2 separate regions of the Homo sapiens genome follow, and region 1 is linked to region 2. The links are chromatin loops, found by intact Hi-C in ENCODE. Cell type or tissue: mammary epithelial cell. All regions are shown on one strand.

The links. Peaks named below come from ENCODE experiments on the same cell type or tissue, not always from the same donor. Only the 100,000 strongest peaks of a DNase experiment are listed, where the experiment ranks them.
Region 1: it touches region 2 in a loop (4-fold over the local background); 14 of 110 quality-filtered maps call a loop at or near these places.

The regions. Positions count from the first base shown.
Region 1 is chr4:127,731,480-127,733,979 of GRCh38, forward strand. The region is part of intron 1 of SLC25A31 (solute carrier family 25 member 31); the gene reads left to right. Among named protein-coding and RNA genes, the nearest start is that of SLC25A31, 2.3 kb to the left of the region's middle. In mammary epithelial cell, a CTCF peak has its summit at 1,364 (motif pointing left); no DNase peak of the experiment used is centred here.
Region 2 is chr4:127,621,756-127,624,255 of GRCh38, forward strand. No RefSeq gene overlaps it. Among named protein-coding and RNA genes, the nearest start is that of INTU, 10 kb to the right of the region's middle. In mammary epithelial cell, a CTCF peak has its summit at 1,208; DNase peaks (open chromatin) are centred at 1,226 and 1,476; H3K4me3 peaks cover 1,610 bases; H3K27ac peaks cover 1,242 bases.

The sequences.
Region 1 (2,500 bases), 110 kb after region 2:
ATCACTTGAGCTCGAGCTCAGGAGTTCTAGACAAGCCTGACTAACATGGCGAAACCCAGTCTATGCTAAATATACAAAAATTAGCCGGGCGTGGTGGCGCACGCCTGCAGTCCCAGCTACTTGCGGGACCCTGATGCGGGGATTTCAGGGAGCCCAGATCGCGCCACCGCACTCCAGCCTGGATGAAGGAGTGAGACCCTGTCTCAAAAAAACAAACAAAACTTTAGGGTCCTTCCGTTTCCGAAGCCCCTCTCTTTCAACTAGAGAGAGAGCTGTTCTCCTTTCTCTTTATTTTTTCTATTAAACCTCCACTCCTAAAAACAGGAAAAAAAAAAAACTTTAAACTATTTTAATGCAATCTTTTAAAAATCAAGTCATGCAAAAGAATTCATAACAAACACAATATATACAAGTTTAAAATAAAGATGGGATCAGTATTACCAGTTTTTCTTTTTGCATCAAGCACTGTCCTTATTTAAAATTTCATTTTTGTTCATCATTGATTTTTTCTATTAATATTGGAATGATTTAAAGAAATAACGAAAGTGCTTTGTGAACCATTGCTGCAAAATGGCTCCCAAGTTAGCTAAAGGGATAAGTCTATCAGATATTTTATATAATCCACCCATATAGTTGGATTCAATAGAAAAATCTGTATGATCTTTTAAAAAGAAATAGACATTTATTGTGTATTCTCAAGAAATGAAGTGGCTTCAACTCCAGTGCAGACCTTTCTTTTAGTCCTGTTCTAGGGCCAGATACTGTCCCATTTAAAAAAGCACCTTGTACCCTAGGAATGCTAGGGATGTGGTTACAACTCTTCCAGACCTGTGGCGTGGAGTATATGGGGTCAGGGGTAGAAACTTAATGCATCATCTGGGAGCTAAGCTCAGGTCTTTCATAGTTTGCCTCTCTCCACTCATTCATTTAATTAAAGCAAGCTTCTCATTTCCCCCAAGATTTTTTCAGGAAAAGCAAGGAACCTGTCTCTTCTTCGTTTATATTCTAAGACTTCTGAAGAGAAGTAGGGGCCTCTCTATTATTAGCTTTTCTGCTTCAAATATTTTGTCAGGTAAAATGAAGTATTCTGGTCAGATAGGGCTGACTAGTGCTAATTTATTTCATATTTTAAATGTTTTTCACAATATTTAAACCTAAACGTATTCAATATGGCCCTTGTAAGTTGATATCATTCTCAGATGTATCCTGGTCCTTGCTTTAAGTTCCAAGATGAGAGGATCATAAGTAGAACTTGAAGATGTTTTCTATTATATATAAAGCTTTATGAAGGTACCATGGTGTATCCTATGCTAAGAGATCAGTAATTTACAAGGATACTATTGCCATCTAGAGGCAATTTCGGAAACTTGTGGGGCAATTTTTTTTTATTTAGCACAAAGATAGAGGGGTATAATCCTACTTTACAATGGTATGAAAGGCAAGGGCCAGGAATGTTAAACGTCCTGCTGCTATATGCAGGCCAGTCATACATGATGAAGATTTATCCCGCAACCTGAATGACTTTTAGATCTCCCCTTCGATTTTCGTGTAGCAGTGAAACCTGTTTATGTTTCTCTAAGCCTAGAAATAACTTAACTCTGATTTACTTATAAACACATTGTCTGGGGCATGATTTTAGTATACACTGATTCCAGTAATGCAGCTACCATATAAGGAAGTAGAAAAAAGATCGTACTTTCTTCTGTTCAGAAGTTTACTAAGAGTTCATCATTGCAGAAACTCATGTCAGCAACTCTGCTTATAGTATTTGGTCATCATTTATACAGGTTGAGTATCCGAAAAGCTTGGGACCAAAAGTTGTGGAATTTTTAATTTTTTCAGATTTTAGAATATTCTCATTATATTTACACATGAGCATCCCTAATCTAAAATCCAAAATGCTCTAATAAGCATTTCCTTTGCCCATGATGTCAGTGCTCAAAAAGTTTCAGATTTGGAGAATTTTGGATTTTTGGATTAGTGATGCTCAACCTGTGTCATCTGTATTTGTAGCTATTGAATCTATGATGATTGTATGTATACTTGTACACATATTTATTTGACGTATTTCAAAATGTCAATATGCAGTTAATTACAACTGAATCGTTATAAGTAGAGGCAAGCTTGACTATTATATTTTTGGTATGGTCATGACCTACCAACTTCCTTATTTTAAAACATAAATTTCTTGCAATTTGCCTTCTCTTTCTTTTTTGAAAGTCAAGACACATGCACATCTCAGGTGTCCTGAAGATTGTTTTTATGTTTTCTCTAATTTTATTCACAACTTTTCCTTTCTTTAGGCCATGTGAAATGAGCTGGAGAAAGAGATATGAACACAGAATGCACAACTAGATGCTCTCTAGTTTCTTACCTTATCTCTACTTTCTTTCCATTACAAGAATAGATCTCTGCATTCTTGCCTTGAATATAGCTTTAAATATCACTTTGAGTGTTTCTGACACTTTTTATAAGCTTTTCTTGGCTTATGAAAGCTTCT
Region 2 (2,500 bases):
TAAAGTTTAAGTCATAAATATTTTTCTTATGCCATTAAGCATTTTATTTAAACTTCCTTTTAATAAATATATATTAGATCACTGTATGAATGAACTTTAACCTACGTAGGTAGTTATATTAATTTGGGACATTTATACCTTTCATATTTTTGCTGTAATAATGTACTGCAATGAACATCACGACCCTCACTTTTTATCATTTCCTTGGGGTTAATTTCTGAATCAAAAGACATGAACATTTTCAGATTCTTGATGCAGTGGACTCAAGAACACAGGTACAGTGTAGACCAGGGGTAAGGCAACTTACTGAAAAGAGAGGAATTAAGTAAAAGTCTATATGCTAAGAGATGGGGCCTCCATCATTCACCCTCTTAACCCACTTGGCAGCCAGAAAGACATCCCTGATTGGAGAAATGGACCTAAGAGAAAAGATCGGCAGATAACGACATTTAGAGGTCCTACAGTAAGTAGCCAAGTCCCAGCTAATTACCCTAAAGTTTAATCTATTACCATTTATCATTAATCTGTAATCTATAACCTATGATAGCTCACATTTTAAACTATTACGCTCCAGTTTCTCCATTTATTCTCCTTCAGTGGTTCCCCTTACCATTCTGGCCTGTTCTGACTTAGGGACAGTCTACAGTAGGAAGTCACACACGCGTCACTTTTCCCACGATGGAAAAACCACCAAGCTAATTTTGTCTTCTCTTTGACCACAGGCCATAGAATAGTTCACTGAAATACCTAATGCCCTAGAGTAGAGACTGTCTCCTGGGGTCAAGTATATTTTAAAGCAAATAAATCCCCCCAAAAGAGAATAAAGCCACATTAGACAAGTCAGAGTCCACCTTTTATTCACTCTTGTACCTCCAAGGACTAGAACTCGGCCTGGCACATAGCAAGTGGTAATACACATTTGCACGGACGGATGAATGTATATGGCTTCTTTAGGCTGAATTAAAACTCCCACCAAGAGCAGACAACTACCTTGCCTCTTCCCCACTCGTTTTCGGGTCTTCCACAGAGCAGCCAGAGCCTCAGAGGCCCTTGAGAGTTTCCTCCACTCCTCCCTTGTTTGCAGCGCTAGAAGCTGCAGGTGGTAGTTCCTACACTGGGGGCGGCGCCTGGACGCGGGTGTCCCTGGCCAAGGCGGCCTCGCTGTCCTGGAAGGGAGGGTGAAGAGCTGCATCCCGCACTAGGCGGCGAAAGAGGGCAGCGCCAAGCGGCGGGGTCCGGAGGCGCTCGACGGCTCGCGCCCAGCGCCGGAGACGGGCTGTGTGTTGGGCCAGTGGAAGACACCGGAGAAACCCAGACGTGGAAGACCGGGCAGCCTGGACTTCGCGAGCCCTGGTGGGGCTGGCGGCCCACAGAGCCCCCACCTGCCCCGAGCTCCCACAGCGAGGAGTGGCCGCGCCGCCCGCCAGTGCGCCGGGCTCCGAGACCGGCAGGGGAGCACGCGGGCGAAGGAGGGGCCGCCGTCGCTGACACCACCGCCTTCAGCCCTTGGCTTCCGCGCGTCGGAGGCTGGCACCTCCAGGTTCACCGCGGCGGCCGGAGCTGTGCGGGGGCCAGACGGTTCGGCGGGAGCCGGGGCTGGGACCTGGGTGACCTGTCGTCCGCCCCTGTAGCGAGTCTCCAGTGGGCATGTTTCAGGTGGGCAGGTCCAGCATCCCCAAACCTGCCCCCCGCAGCCTGGAGGACCTGGACTCAGTGCAGCGTGTCCTGTTACACAGGTCAGTGCAGGGCCCCGGGACGCGGGGCGAGACCGTCCTCTTGCCCCGGAAATGTTGGCGAGGGAGGGGCCGCTTTTCTTTCTGGGGTCTTTCTGGAAGCATCTGACTTGGGATTCGCCTTAGTGCGGCGCTGGCCGCGAAGGGCCGTTGGGACCTGCACCCCACCCTTTCCAGAATCGGGTGCCAGCGATCCACCCTGTCCCGCTGCCGAGACTGGCCCCGCGCGGGTCCCGGTCACCCATCTCCTCCGGAAAACGCTACCTTAGGAAGAAGAGAAAGAAAGATTAAGCGAAGCTGTCCCTTAACACCTCCAGGCTTCTTCCAGCAAGCTAAGAGTTTTGTTTGAACTTTAGTTGTGACTGGAATGGAAAAGAGCTTCTTTTCTAACAAATCTAATTCTACCCCACCCCCCCAACACGCGCGCGCATGCGCTTGCGCCCACACACCAAAAACTGCACAAAAGAAATTTAAGAGTTTCTCTAGGAAGAATGAGAACCCTAACTTTCTGTAAGCTGCTAGTGCATTAATTTTCACTGCTGGTACTTTCGTCCAACCTTATCCTTTATGCAAAATAGACTAACAAATATTAAATCCTGTGGTTACAGTGATGGGTTTATAGAAGAGAAAGAAATAGTCCACATGAAGAGCAAATTGTCTTTCAATTTTAAGAGAGGATGGATGAAATACCAAGCAGTTAATGCTGCTTTAGTTCTAGGAAGGCCTGGCCTTCATAAGACGTTGTAGGGAAAAAGAACTCTTAGAAA